Linked DNA regions of Homo sapiens: region 2 is linked to region 1. A link is an interaction called in ENCODE POLR2A ChIA-PET data of the cell type or tissue named here. Cell type or tissue: OCI-LY7. All regions are shown on one strand. Links, peaks and the distances in the headings refer to the core of each region. The heading gives the core; the rest is flanking DNA.

Region 1 (8,224 bases), core at 2,970-5,469:
AGGGTCTCATCCATTGCCCAGGCTGGAGTGCAATGGTGCAATTTTAGCTCACTGCAATCTCCATGTCCTGAGCTCAAGCGATCCTCCCACCTCAGCCTCCTGAGCAGCTGGGACTACAGGCGCATGCCACCACGCCCAGAAAAAATTTTTGTATTTTTAGTAGAGACAGGGTTTCGCAATGTTGCCCAGACTGGTCTTGAACTCCTGGACTTGAGTGATCCACCTGGCTCAGCCTCTCAACCTGAACTTATTAAGACAGATGACAAGCAAATTAAAAGATGCATAACATCATCAGTCATTAGGAAAATGTAAATTAAAACCACAGTGAAATATTTCCAGTTCGAATTATAATAGCAAAAATGAAACAAAAAGTAAAACTAAAAGAACCCAGACAATATTATTAAGTGCTGATAAGGATACAGAGCAACTAGAACTTTTATGTATTACTCATACAAACACAAAATGGTAACAACCACTCTGGAAAATAATTTAGCAGTTTTATAAAGTTAACTATATACTTCCTATGCAATTCAGCAATTCCACTCTTAAGTATTTACCCAAGTGAAATAAAAACCTATGCTTCCATAAAAATGTGTATGTGAAAGTTTATATGGCTTTATTTGTAATCACCAAAAACTAAAAACCACCCAGATGTCCCTCAACTTGGGAATGAGTAACTATGGTACTTCCTTATAATGGAACATTACTCGGCCATAAACAGAATGAACTACTGATACATATAACAATATGATAAGTCTCAAACATATTATGCATAAGTGAAAAAAACCAGACTTAAGAGACTATAAAGTATATGATTTCATTTATATAAAATTCTAAAAAAGGCAAAATTACAGGAACAGAAACAGATCAGTGGGTATGATAGGGGCTTGGAATAGAGGAAGGGATTGACCACAAAAGGTACAGGAGAATTCTGATAGGTGATGGAACTGTTCTATATCTTGATTGTGGTGGTGACTGTATGATAGTAAATGTCTGCCAACACCAACAGAACGATATACTTGTTATGATATACTGTGTCCCTTCAAAATTCTTAGGTGGAAGTCTAAGCCTCTTATACCTCAGAATGTGACCTTAACTTGAAGACAGAATCTTGACATATGTATTCAAGTTAAAGTGAGCTAACTAGGGAGGGCCCTCATCCAATATGACTGGTATCCATATAAAAAGGAGAAATTTGGAGGCAGATACACACAGACACAAGGAGATTATCACATGAGAAGACCAGGGTGATGCCTTGAATAAGCCAATGAACTAGAAAGATTGAAAGCAAACCCCCAGGAGCTGGGTGAAAGGCATGTGACAGATTCTACAGCCCTCAGAAGGACCTGACACTGTCACCAACTAAATCTTGTATTTTCAGCCTCCAAAATCGTGTAACTTTCTGTTAAGTCACCCAGTTTGTGATACTTTGCTATGACAGCCCTAGCAAACTAATACAATATGTGAATTGTATGATATGTAAATTATATCTTCCTAAAAAATAGTTTGTTAGAATTTGGAGACAAATAAAAACATGCTCAGTATTATTAGTTAGCAAATTAAGAATGTGTATAAACTAAAAAAAATGATCGAAGCTGTCTAATCGTATATATTGCTGTGATTACAAAGCCCTTAAAGAACTATTATAATTTTTTAAACAAAAAAATATTTTTAGCAAAACAAATACTTGGAATTTAATAACACTGACATTCAACTTACCAAAAACTTGTAGGATATAGCTAACACAGTTATTGGAATTTTAAAATAAACGGTTATGTTTTTAAGAAGTTGAGACTCCTAGTTTCAGCTCTGATATATGGAGAACTTTTAATTCACCACTCCTTACAAGAAAAAAAGCTGAACAAACCGAAAACCAACAACTTTTCTTTGTGCCATCAGAGAAATTAGGTAGTAAGGTAAATCACCATAAGAAAATCTGTTGAGATAGGCAAACCCAGAGAGTCAGAGCCAAGATCCATTTACGTGAAGCTGAAGCCTCTAAAGTCATAAACTGGAAGGAACACTTGAATGGTAATTTTGATGAATTCATAGAGGCTGAGTGTGGACTAGTATGAGACTGGGAAATTATTGAGGGCCAGAAACCAGGCCCCTCTAGCCTCCCTACCTCACCTAAACTACTAGAAGTTGAAGGAGGGGAGAAGCTAAGATACACTTTGAAGGTCCCAGCCTAGAGGCACAGGCCCACTGCAAGATTTAATCATAAGATTACAGAATGTTCCCCCTCTTCCCAATACCTCACCACCACACTAACAAGGCTCCAGTATAACAACAGTGGATTACAACGGAAAGAATTGTAAGACGCAAACTCTAAGGAGGAGTCTTTAGGGAAACTCAAAGGCAACAGGGGAGACAAAACAAGAAAAAACTAGAGGAATTTGAAGGCTCTGGCACTTATAACTACAGCAAACATTAAACACAGCCCAATTTCTAGCAAGTTGAAGATAAAACCTCACTCTAATGTCCTATTTACCTCAATTCCTATTACCTGATATGTTATGTCTGGTTTTCAACTAAAAATTACAAAGCATGCTAAAAGACATGAAAAAATATGGTATGAAAAGACAAAACTAGCATCAGAAATAGACTCAGGTATGTCAGAGATCTTGAAATTATCAGACAGGGAAATTAAAACAGCTAAGATTAATATGCTAAGAAATCTAATGGAAAAGTATACAACATGAAATAACAGATTGATAATACAAGCAGAGATGGAAACTTTAAGAATAAAAAGTAGATGTTAAAAATAAAAGCTCCAACAGAAATAAAGAATGCCTTTGATTGGTCATCTGCAGACTGGATCTGGAAAAGAATTGGGAAGTTTGAAAAATGGCAACAGAGGCCGGGCGCGGTGGCTCACGCCTGGAATCCCAGCACTTTGGGAGGCCGAGACAGGCGGATCCCGAGGTCAGGAGATCGAGACCATCCTGACTAACACGGTGAAACCCCGTCTCTACTAAAATACAAAAAATTAGCCGGGTGTGTAGTCCCACCTACTCGGGAGGCTGAGGCAGGAGAATGGCGTGAACCCAGGAGGCAGAGCTTGCAGTGAGCCAAGATCACACCACTGCACTTCAGCATGGGCGACAGAGCGAGACGCATCTCAAAAAAAAAAAAAAAAAAGAAAAATGGCAACAGAAACTTCCTAGGCAAGGCACAGTGGTATGCACTTGTAGTCCCAGCTACTTGAAAGGCTGAGGCACAAGGATTATTTGAGTCCAGGAGGTCGAGTCCAGCCTGGCCAACATAGTGAAATCCCATCTCAAAATAAATAAATAAATAAAAGAAACAAAGAAAAGAAAATAAACTTGGCAAAACGGACTGTTAAGAGAAAAAAGAATGCACAAAAACAACATCTATTAACTGTGGGACAATTTCAAAAGTTGTGGCAATTTCAAAAGGTGCCACTAGAATATCAGAAGAAAAAATGAGACAGAAGAAATACTTAAATAATGGCCCAGATTTTCCAAAATTAATGAAACATACCAAACCACAGATCCAAGAAGCTCAGAGAATACCAAACACGATAACTACCAAAGAATCTACACCTTCAACATATTATATCAAACTGTAGAAAAGCAAAGACAAAGACAAAATTCTTAAATCAGCCAGGAAAGGGAAAAAAACACCTTACCTAAAGAGAAGCAAAGATAATTACTACAGGGGAGTTTTCATCAGAAATCATGCAAATAAGAAAAGACTAGAGTGAAATATTTAGTGTTGAAAGAAAAAAAATACCAACTTAGAATTCTATACCCTGAAATATTATCCTTCAGAAATGAAGGAGAAATACTTTTTCAGACAAACAAGAAACGTTAAAAGATGGCTTTTTTGCAAGAAACGTTAAAAGACATTATTCACAGAAAAAATGATGTAGGTCAGAAACTAAGATCTACATAAAGAAAGCAAGAGGTGGAATTTGTTGCCAGTGGACCCATATTGCAAGAAATGTTAAAAGACATTCTTCACAAAAAACAGGATGTAGGTCAGAAACTCAGATCTACATAAACAAAGGAAGAGGGCTGGGCCTGGTGGCTCAGGTCTGTAATCCCAGCTCTTTGGAAGGCTGAGGCAGGAGGATCACTCTGCTAAGCACTTCACCTTTAACTCATTTAATCCTGAGAACAACCCTTTGAGATAAATACTATTATTCTTCCTATCTTAGACTGAGACAACTAAGATACAGAGAGATTAAGTAATTTGGGCAGCCAGTAATCTGAAGCCAGGCAGCATGGCTTCGGCACTCCAGTCCCTTTTTCAAGGCCCATTGTAAATCCCTGAGCAGGCCCTGCTCCTCCCTTGCTGCAGCCTCCTTGTTCCTAATGCAGCACACTCCTTCAGTCCTTTCTCCACTAGCCCCTCCATCCTCCCCACTCTCCCCACCAGGCTCTAGTTCTCAACTCACCAAAAACTTCCCCTAAAGAAAAAGCAGTCTGGCAGAGTAATCATTTTCCCAGCAGGACGAACCCAAGCAGCCTCATCTCTGCCCTCCGTATTCCATATCCCTCTAACTTGGAGAATCTGACTCACACCATGTGACCCCAAATGTCTTCCAGGATATAAATATAAAGATCACCCAGAAAGGGCTTAAAATGTGTTTTTCAGCTGGGTTAGGTGGCTCACGCCTGTAATCCCAGCACTTTGGGAGGCCGAGGCAGGTGGATCACCTGAGGTCAGGAGTTCGAGACCAGCCTGGCCAACATGGTGAAACCCCATCTCTACTAAAAGTGCAAAATCAGTCAGGCATGGTGGCGCATGCCTGTAATCCCAGCTACTCGGGAGGCTGAGGCAGGAGAATCGCTTGAACCCAGGAGGCGGAGGTTGTGGTGAGCAGAGATTGCGCCATTCTCCAGCCTGCGCAACAGGTGCAAAACTCCGTCTCGAAGAAAAAAAAAAAAAAAAAGATACTATGTTCTCTCTCTGCCATGTGAAAATGCAGTGAACAAGCCTAGAGGACAGCCCCCACCAGAACCTGCCCATGCTGGTACCCTGATATTCAGCCTTCAGACAGTGAGAAATAAATTTCTGTTGTTTAAGCCACCGGTCTGTGGTATTTTGTTATGACAGCTCCAGCAGACTAAGATAGTAGGTATTTTACATATTACCTTATTTAATTTCCTAATATCTGTATTTGTTCATAAACATTTAAACTTAGATTCAATTGTCTAATAACCAAAAAGCCACTGCTTTTGTCCCCACAATGTCTCCTCCTACAGAGACAAGGACTCTATAACTTGGCTCTGGTTCTGACTCATGGAAACTAAATATTTCCCTTGGATGAGTTATTAATCTCCTCTAAACCCAAGTTGACTCTTCTGACATAAAAAGATTGAAACAGGATTCTCTCTAAAGTGCTTTTGCTGCATACAAATTATTTAAAATTCATGAAAGAGATAAAAAGTACAGAGATTATTTACAACGCAAGATTTCACCTTCATGCTCCAAAAAAGGTATCCTTTAAACTATGATATAAATTGCAAAGCAGAACGAAGTCAAAATAAACTATCATGACTCTAGATCTCACCAAATCATTTAGGGCAGACAAAAGCTTCAAGAGTCATTACTGAATGTGCTGATGTGGTCACTGGACTCGGCCAGCCACTCACTTCAGTAGGATCTCCTGGGTCTAGAGAAATAGCAAATATTCAGGAGCTCATATATATCCTTGGCCTCACAAAAATGAAAAATTCTAACCCTCCTCATCCTTCTATAATTCTGAACTTAAACCAGCTGGAGGGCAACCCTAGTCACTACCTTTATATTACAAGCAAGTTCCAGCTGGTTCCATCAACAAAGATCCATTTACTGTTATATGGAACAATTTAATTTTCTACTAAAAACTGGATTTTTAACAACTATAAATGGCAAACATTACTTATTGCAGAAATCTGCAAAATGCAAAGACTAATTTTAATAAAAATTAGTCTTTTTAGGCACTTTCTGCAAATATACAAACCACAAAAGAGACATTACACATTATTCAGCACCCCTGCTATACTAAGGGAACTTTGAATATACGTAAATGTAAGCCAAAGACTCTTTTCGGAAAACCTCCACATTAAAAAAAAAAAAAAGGAGGGTGGTTGCAAAGCAGTGTAAAAAGGGAAATAAGGTCCCTAGAAGGGAATATAATTACTATTTCCCATTAAAAGTAAAATATAAAGTAACATTAAAAGTAACTATAAAATAGTTAAGGCATAATTTGCAGGTCACCATAACCTGCTGAAAGCTATTCTAAAATATTATTTCACACCATAGCATGATGCCAGGGATTTGTTTCCAAAGAATCTGGTGAACACAGCAATGGGGATAAAATAGTTCATAAGCTGATAAATGTTGGAGAGAGGGAGTAGGAGGGGGTTCATTATCTTATTCTAACATCATATATGTTTGAAATTGTCTCCATTAAAATACTTTAAAAACTACTAGACATTATTGATGAACAAATTTAATTTTCATATCCTAAAAACAAAGAAAGATGAGTACCTTCCAATCTTCGAATTTTTGCTTTCACAGAAATAACAGTTTCAAAAGGTGAAACTCTCAGCTCAAAACATGTTCCAGTTAATGTTTCAATGAAGAGCTCCATGGTATCACAGAAATGAAGTCTGTAGTAAAATGGTCCCATGTTATCATCATTGAAGAATGGAGGCTCTTTTCTGTTATCCATTACTTTGACTTTTCTAGTTCTTCTAAAATATGTCGCAGGCAACTGTATTCCAGTTCTAGGCAAACCAGGTTTGAAGATTGGTAATATATATTGTTGTTCATGTTTTGAGTTTTGTACCTAAAAAAACAAGAATTTTTTTAACAAGCCTATCTGAAAGTTGTATTTGTCCATAAAGATTTTCCGTTAACTGTGGCCCATATCAATCTTCCAGACGGCCCCAGAATTCACTTTAGTGCTTTTAATTATGTCTAATCCTGAACTTTTCACATTTGTCTCTGAAATCACTCTCCCATCTAGACCATAAGATTATTAAGAATACGCATATTTTTGATATTATAATGTATCTTACTAGAGCTCAGCACAGTTATATATATAGTACATGCTCAACAAATACTTTTGTTGTTAAGTGATATATAAGCCAAACTCAACAAACACATCAGTATATTTCTGTAAGGCTTTGAAAAATTTATTCATATCCTTTTCTAAAACATACAAATTATGTCTTCTATACCATATAAAGCATAACTTTACAACGATTGTACATTTGACTTTTTTTTTTTTTTTGACAGAGTCTCGCTCTGTCGCCAGGCTGGAGTGCAGTGGCACAATCTCGGCTCACTGCAACCTCCGCCTCCCGGGTTCAAGCAATTCTCCTGCCTCAGCCTCCCAAGAAGCTGGGATTACAGGCACCCACCACCATGCCCAGCAGATTTTTGTATTTTTAGTAGAGACGGGGTTTCACCACGTTGGCCAGGATGGTCTCGATCTCTTCACCTTGTGATCCACCCGCCTCGGCCTCCCAAAGTGCTGGGATTACAGGCGTGAGCCACCATGCCTACTCCTGTTGTATATTTGAATCATACTGGATAAAAGGAATGCCAACCACCATAATAGGTTGCTTAAAAATAGTACTCACTAGGCTGGGGGCTGTGGCTCATGCCTGTAATCCCAGCACTTTGGGAGGCCGAGATGGCAGATCATGATGAGGTCAGGAGATCGAGACCATCCTGGCTAACATGGTGAGACCCAATCTCTACTAAAAATACAAGAAAAAAATGAGCTGGGCGTGGCGGTGTCTGCCTGTAGTCCCAGCTACTTGGGAGGCTGAGGCAGGAGAATGGCGTGAACCCGGGAGGCAGAGCTTGCGGTGAGCCGAGATTGCGCCACAACACCCCAGCCTGGGCAACAGAGCAAGACTCTGGTCTCAAAAACAAAAAAAAGTAGTACTCACTAAATCATCAACGGTTTCCAGAGGATATTATAGCATTCAGATGACATTAGAATTGGTAATAAGTATTAGACAATCTCTGCTCACATACATACAATGGCTAATAAGTATGAGTGGTAAGCCCAACAAATAGAAGTAGTAAACTAAATGACAAGTATAGAACTAGGAGCACAAAAATGATCAAATTGCTATTGCTATTAATCGTGAAAACTCTATACAGGGGGGCCTTGAACTTAAACTAGGACAAATGATACACATCTTTCTGGTGAGGTGGTTAAACCTTTTTAAAAATAGCTTTATTGAGGGCC
Region 2 (8,224 bases), core at 3,214-5,713, 290 kb before region 1:
GCTTATCCACCATGATCAAGTAGGCTTCATCCCTAGGATGCAAGGCTTGTTCAACATATGCAAATCAATAAATGTAATCCAGCATATAAACAGAACCAAAGACAAAAACCACATGATTATCTCAATAGATGCAGAAAAGGCCTTTGACAAAATTCAACAACACTTCATGTTAAAAACTCTCAATAAATTAGGTATTGCTGGGACGTATCTCAAAATAATAAGAGCTATCTATGTCAAACCCACAGCCAATATCATACTGAATGGGCAAAAACTGGAAGCATTCCCTTTGAAAATTGGCACAAGACAGGGATGCCCTCTCTCACCACTCCTATTCAACATAGTGCTGGAAGATCTGTCCAGGGCAATCAGGCAGGAGAAGGAAATAAAGGGTATTCAATTAGGAAAAGAGGAAGTCAAATTGTCCCTGTTTGCAGATGACATGATTTTATATCTAGAAAACCCCATTGTCTCAGCCCAAAACCTCCTTAAGCTGATAAGCAACTTCAGCAAAGTCTCAGGATACAAAATCAATGTACAAAAATCACAAGCATTCTTATACACCAACAACAGACAAACAGAGAGCCAAATCATGAGTGAACTCCCATTCACAATTGCTTCAAAGAGAATAAAATACCTAGGAATCCACCTTACAAGGGATGTGAAGCACCTCTTCAAGGAGAACTACAAACCACTGCTCAACGAAATAAAAGAGGATACAAACAAATGGAAGAACATTCCATGCTCATGGGTAGGAAGAATCAATATTGTGAAAATGGCCATACTGCCCAAGGTAATTTACAGATTCAATGCCATCCCCATCAAGCTACCAATTACTTTCTTCACATAATTGGAAAAAACTACTTTAAAGTTCATATGGAACCAAAAAAGAGCCCGCATCACCAAGTCAATCCTGAGCCAAAAGAACAAGGCTGGAGGCATCACACTACCTGACTTCAAGCTATACTACAAGGCTACAGTAACCAAAACAGCTTGGTACTGTTACCAAAACAGAGATATAGATCAATGGAACAGAACAGAGCCCTCAGAAATAATGCTGCATATCGACAACTGTCTGATCTTTGACAAACCTGAGAAAAACAAGAAATGGGGAAAGGATTCCCTATTTAATAAATGGTGCTGGGAAAACTGGCTAGCCATATGTAGAAAGATGAAACTGGATCCCTTCCTTACACCTTATACAAAAATTAATTCAAGATGGATTAAAGACTTAAATGTCAGACCTAAAACCATAAAAACCCTAGAAGAAAACCTAGGCATTACCATTCAGGACATAGGCATGGGCAAGGACTTCATGTCTAAAACACCAAAAGCAATGGCAACAAAAGCCAAAATTGACAAATGGGATCTAATTAAACTAAAGAGCTTCTGCACAGCAAAAGAAACTACCATCAGAGTGAATAGGCAACCTACAGAATGGGAGAAAATTTTTGCAATCTACTCATCTGACAAAGGGCTAATATTCAGAATCTACAAAGAACTTAAACAAATGTTCAAGAAAAAAACAACCCCATCAAAAAGTGGGCAAAATACATGAAAAGACACTTCTCAAAAGAAGACATTTATGCAGCCAACAGACACATGAAAAAATGCTCATCATCACTGGCCATCAGAGAAATGCAAATCAAAACCACAATGAGATACCATCTCACACCAGTTAGAATGACGATCATTAAAGTCAGGAAACAACAGATGCTGGAGAGGACATGGAGAAATAGGAATGCTTTTACACTGTTGGTGGGGGTGTAAATTAGTTCAATCATTGTTGAAGACAGTGTGGCAATTCCTCAAGGATCTAGAACTAGAAATACCATTTGACCCAGCAATCCCATTACTGGGTATATACCGAAAAGATTACAAATGGTGCAACTATAAAGACACATGCACACGAATGTTTATTGTGGCACTATTCACAATAGCAAAGACTTCTAACAAACCCAGATGTCCATCAATGATAGACTGGATTAAGAAAATGTGGCACATATACACCATGGAATACTATGCAGCCATAAAAAAGGATGAGTTCATGTCCTTTTCAGGGACATGGATGAAGCTGGAAACCATCATTCTCAGCAAACTATGACAAGGACAGAAAACCAAACACCGCATGTTCTCACTCATAGATGGGAACTGAACAATGAGAACACTTGGACACAGGGCAGGGAACATCACACACCAGGGCCTGTTGGGGGGTGGTGGACTGGGGGAGAGATAGCATTAGGAGAAATACCTAATGTAAATGATGAGTTGATGGATGCAGCAAACCAACAGGGCACATCTATACCTATGTAAGAAACCTGCACTTTGTGCACAGGTACCCTAGAACTTGAAGTATAATAAAAATGAAAAAAAGAAAATGTTACTAGCAAATTGTAGATGGGTATACCTAATATAACTCTGCATGTGCACTATGTGTCTGGATACACATGGAAAGTATTCAGGCATACACACCAAATTGTTAAAATAAATCCCCTTCCAACATTAGGAGTGGCTGGGGAGCAGATGGCTTTCACTTCCGCACATTCCATGGTGCCAGGGTAATACCACATCACAATAGTAAATAGCAAAAATAACAACCTTAAGTTTAGATTTTCTTATCTAAATTTTAATTCTGTGAAGAAGTTTCCATTTCCCTTTTTCACACAGGATAGTAGAATGCAGTTTAGAAAGAGTGAGATCACTTGTTAGACTGTACAATTTTTAAGCATCAGCGAAGTATACCATTAAACTTCTCTATCAATCCATTCTCTAAACTTCCCAACCCAAAAAAAAAGAAACACATAAAATTGAAATGAAGAAAACAATACAAAAGATCAACAAAAATGAAAGGTTGGCTTTTTAAAGAGATAAACAAAATTGACAAATGTTTAGCCAGACTAAGAAAAAGAGAAGGCCCAAATAAATAAAATCAGAGATGAAAAAGCAGACATTATAACTGATACTGCGGAAATTCAAAGGATCATTAATGGCTACTATGAGCAACTGTATGCCAAACATTGGAAAATATTGAAGAAATAGATAAATTCGTAGACACACGCAACCTAACAAGATTCAACCATGAAGAAATTCAAAATCTGAACAGACCAAAAACAAGTAACAAGATCAAAGCCATAATTAAAATTTTCCCAGCAAAGAAAAGCCTGAGACCCAATGGCTTCACTGCTGAATTCTATCAAACATTTAAAGAACTAATACCAATCCTACTCAAACTATTCCAAAAAGTAGAAGAGGAGGGAATATTTCCAAACTTATTCTATGAGGCCATTACTGCTCCTATATCAAAACCAAGGACACATCAAAAAAAGAAAACTATAGGCCAATATCTCACATGAATATTGATGAATCCTCAAAAAATGCTAGCAAACTGAATTCAACATCACATTAAAAATCATTCATTATGACCAAATGGGATTTATCCCAGGGATGCAAATATGGTTCAACATATACACATCAGTCAGTGTAACATATCATATCAACAGAATGAAGAAGAAAAACCATATGGTCATGTTAATTGATGCTGAAAAAGTATTTGAGAGAATTAAACATCTCTTCATGACAAAAACCCTCAAAAACACTGGAGACAGAAGGAACATACCTCAACACAATAAACAGACATATATGACAGACTCACAGCTAGAATCATACTAAATGGGGAGAAACTGAAAGTCATTCCTCTAAGATCTGGAACAAGACAAGGATGCTCATTTTCACCAGTGTTAGTGGAACATAGTACTGAAAGTCCTAGCTAGAACAGACTAGAGACAGAAATAAGGGGCATCCAAACTGGGAAGAGAGAAGTCAAATTACCTTTGTTCGCAGATGGTATGATCTTCTGTTTGGAAAAACCTAGACTCCATAAAAAAATGATTAGAACTGATAAATTCAGTAAAGTTTCAGGATACAAAATTAACATACAAAAATCAGTAGCATTTCTATATGTCAATAGCAAACAATCTGAAAATGAAATCAAGGAAGTAATCCCATTTCCCATTTGCAATAGCTATAAATAAAATTAATATAATCTCATCTCTTCAATAAGTGGTGTTGGGAAAACTGCATATCCACATACAAAAGAATAAAATTAGACCCTTTTAATATACAAAACTGGACCCAAGTTAATATACAAAAATTAACTTGAAATGAATTAAAGACTTAAATGTAAGATCTGAAACCAAAAACTCCTAGAGAGAAACATAGGGGAAAAGCTCCTTGACGTTGGCCTTGGCAATAATTTTTTGGGATATTACACCAAAAGCACAGACTTTTGAAAAAATAAACAAGTAGGACTACATCAAACTAAAAAGCTTCTGCATGGCAAAAGAAAGTCAACAACATGAAAAGGCAACCTACAGAATGGAGGGAAATATTTGCAAACCATATACCTGATGAGAAGTTAATATCAAAATATAGAAAATATATAAGGAACTCACATATCTCAATACCAAAAAAATAATAACCTGTTTTATAATGGGCAAAGGACCTGAATAGACATTTTTTCAAAGAAGACACACAGATGGCCAACGAGTGCAGGAAAAAGCGTTCAACATCACTAATCATCAGGGAAATGCAAATCAAAACCACAATGAGATATCACTCCACACCTGTTAGGAAAGCTATTATGAAAAACACAAGAGACAATGAATATTGGCAAGGGCATGGAGAAAAAAGAACCCTTGTACACTGTTGGTAGAAATGTAAATTGCAACAGCCTTTATGGAAAATAGAATGGAGGTTCCTCAAAAAATAAAAATAGAACTACCATACAATCTAGCAATTCCACTTATGAGTGTACATCCAAAGGAATCAAATCACTATGTCAAAGAGATATCTGTACTTCCTTGTTTATTGCAGCTTTACTCACAGTAGCCAAGATAAGGAAAAAATCTAAATGTCCATCAACGGATAAAGAAAATGGGGGGAGGGGTGTGCATGTATACATACACAATGGACTATTTTTCAGCCATAACAAAGAAGGAAACCCTGCCATTTGTGACGATATGAATGAACCCAGAGGACATTATGTTAAGTGAAATAAGCCAGACACAGAAATACAAATATTGTATGATCTCATTTATATGCGAATCTAAAAATTTCAAACTTGAAGACGAATAAGTAGAACAGTATTTATCAGGAGCTAGGGGATGTGGGGAAGAAGCAAAATATTGGGCAAAGAGTATAAACTTTCAGTTATGAGATGAAGGCCAGGTGCGATGGCTCATGTTGGTAATCCCAATACTTTGGAAGGCTGAGGCAGAGGGATTGCTTGAGACCAGCCTAGGCAAGAAAGTGAGACCTCATCTCTACAAAAAATAAAAATAAAAGAATCAGCTGGGAGTGGTGGCATACACCTGTAGTCCCAGCTAGTCAGGAGGCTGAGGGGGGAGGATCATTTGAAATTGGAAAGTCAAGGCTGCAGTCAGCCAAGATAGTGCCACTGCATTGCAGCCTGGGTGACAGAGCGAAACCCTGTCTCAAAAAAAAAAAAAAAAAAAAGATGAATAAGTTCTGGGGATCAAATGTACAGCATGGTGACTATAGTTTATAACTGCGTTATTACTTGAAATTGGATAAGAGCAGATTTTAAGCATCCCCAGCACCCCCCCAACATACACACACACAAATGGTAACTATAGGTGGTGATAGATATGTTAATTTGACTGTGACAATCAGCATTCAATATATACATATATCAAATCATCACATTTTACCCCTTGAAATAGAAACTTTGATTTGTCAATCAAATATTTTAAAACGAAAATAATCATAATATTAATATAGCATACAGGAAAAAATTTCGTATCTCGACTGATACAGAAAATTTCATGATAAAAACACTTTAAAACAAAAGAAATAAAAGGGAACTCCCTCAACCTGATAAATGGCATCTGTGGAAACCCCCAGCTAGCATCAAACTTAATACAGAAAGGCTGGGTGTTCACCTCTTGAACCAGGAACAAGACAAAGATGCCTGCTTTTGCCACTTCCATTTGACCTTGTACTGAGGTTCTGGCTAGGGCAATTATCCCTGAAAAAGAAATAAAAGGCTTCCAAATAAAAGAAGAAGTAAAACTATCTCTACTCGCTCATGACATGATCTTGCATATAGAAAATGTGCACATGTACACACACACAAACCATTAGAACTAATAAACAAGTTCAGCAAGTTTGCAGAATATAAAATGAATGTACAAAAATCAAGTGTTTTTCTATATACTAGCAATTAACAATCTCAAAATGAATTAAAATTCCATTTACAATAGTATCAAACATAAATTATTTAGAAATAAAAAGTGCACTGAAAACTACAAAATATTTTGAAATAAATCAGAAAAGATTTAAGTAAATGGATCACTTGAACCTGGGAAGCAGAGGTTGCAGTGTGCCGAGATTGTACCACTGCACTTTAGCCTGGGCAACAGAGGGAGACTCCAAAGAGTCGAAAAGAAAAGAAAAGATTTAAATAAGCTGAAACATATTCTATGGATCAGAAGACTTAATATTGTTAAAGTGACAATATTCCCCAAATTGATCTACAGCTTCAACTCAACCCCTATCAAAATCCTAGCTTGCTTTTTGGCTGAAATTGACAAGCTGATTCTATAATTTATATGGAATCTCAAAGGATCCAGAATAACCAAAACAATATTGAAAAATAAAGAACAGCGTTGGTGGATTAACATTTTCCAATTTCAAAACTTACTATAGCACTGCGGTAATCAAGCAGTGTGGCACTGTATAGCATGTACATTACAGATCAGTGGACTAGAATCAATGTCCAGAAATAAACCGTTATGTTTATAATGAATTACTTTTTAATAAGGTGTCAAGACAACGCAATGGGAAAAGAATAATGAATTCAACAAATGATGCATGGACAACCGGACATGCACATGCAACACAATGAATTTGAATTCTTCTATCGCTCCATGCATAAAAACTAACTCAAAATGGGTCACGGATGTAAATGAAAAGCTAAAACTATAATAATCCTAGAGGAAAACCTAGGAGTAAATCTTTAAGATGTTATTGTAGGCAGTGGTTTCTCAGATAGGACCCCAAAATCACAAGCGACAAAAGAAATTGGACTTAAAGTTAAATACTTTTGTGCTTCAAACATCATCAAGAAAGTGAAAACACAACCCGCAGAAGCAATAAAAATGTCTGTAAGTCATGTATCCGATTAGAGACTTCTATCCAGGATATATAAATAATGCAATTCAATGATAAAAAAGATAAATAGCCCAGTTTTCCAAAGAGTCAAGCATCTGAATATACATCTCTCCAAAAATATACAGATATCCAACAAGCATGTGAAAAGATGTTCAAAGCCATTTGCCAGGTGCACAAACCCAAGACAGTATGAGGAGATGCTACAGGGACTCTGCTGCTTCACAGACATGAAGCGTTGGTGAGAATGTAGGCAGCCGCCTTTGGGGACTTCACATCCCCGCCGCCCCACGCACGGTGAGCTAGTGTTTAAACTTAGCCGAGATCAATACACGCGACTGTGTGCCCGTCAGACCCTGCGCTGCCGGCGGGGCTGGGAGAGGCGGGCGCCAGGAGTGGGCGGGAACCTGGGGGTCAGGCCCCAGCCGCGGGAAGCCGCCCAGGAGCGCGCGAAACCTTCTCCACACCCTTCCAGGCATTTGCCCGCCGCGATTCAGAGAGCCGACCCGTGACCCCTGGCCTCCCCTAGACAGCCCCGCATGTCCAGATGTGCCGTCCCGCCTGCCTCCCGCGACCACTGGCCATCTCTGGGCCTGGGCGCGGTCTCGGCGCCCGCCTGCCCCCGCCAGGAGCCGCAGGTCCAGCCAGTGAAGAAGCCCGCGCTGAAGGAGCCTCTGTGCTCCAGAATCCATCCTCAGTATCAGCGCTGGGGTGGCCTCCTCCAGGAAGCCCTTCTGATTCTCTCATGGGTCGCTCTTCCTCTGCAGACTCCCGGAGCACCCCTGCTCCAAGTACCGCAAGTGGCACTGAGAACTTGGGGAGAGCAGAGGCTGTGCCTAGATTTGTAGGGAGTCCCCGCAGCTCCACCCCAGGGCCTACAGGAGCCTGGCCTTGGGCGAAGCCGAGGCAGGCAGGCAGGGCAAAGGGTGGAAGCAATTCAGGAGAGAACGAGTGAACGAATGGATGAGGGGTGGCAGCCGAGGTTGCCCCAGTCCCCTGGCTGCAGGAACAGACACCTCGCTGAGGAGAGACCCAGGAG

Evidence for each region. Peaks named below come from ENCODE experiments on the same cell type or tissue, not always from the same donor. Only the 100,000 strongest peaks of a DNase experiment are listed, where the experiment ranks them.
Region 2: POLR2A ChIA-PET joins it to region 1 with 7 read pairs; 1 of 35 experiments calls an interaction of 5 or more read pairs at or near these places.

Annotation. Positions count from the first base shown.
Region 1 is chr10:45,657,038-45,665,261 of GRCh38, forward strand. ZFAND4 (zinc finger AN1-type containing 4) reads right to left here. Exons shown (of 10, transcript NM_174890.4): 2 at 6,505-6,805. The coding sequence starts at 6,688. Among named protein-coding and RNA genes, the nearest start is that of ZFAND4, 12 kb to the right of the region's middle. In OCI-LY7, for the core only: no CTCF peak of the experiment used is centred there; DNase peaks (open chromatin) are centred at 3,134 and 4,024; H3K4me3 peaks cover 1,739 bases; H3K27ac peaks cover 2,274 bases.
Region 2 is chr10:45,365,805-45,374,028 of GRCh38, forward strand. No RefSeq gene overlaps it. Among named protein-coding and RNA genes, the nearest start is that of ALOX5, 4.3 kb to the right of the region's middle. RefSeq lists an enhancer at 8,180-8,224. In OCI-LY7, for the core only: no CTCF peak of the experiment used is centred there; DNase peaks (open chromatin) are centred at 4,607, 4,957 and 5,417; H3K4me3 peaks cover 2,500 bases; H3K27ac peaks cover 2,500 bases.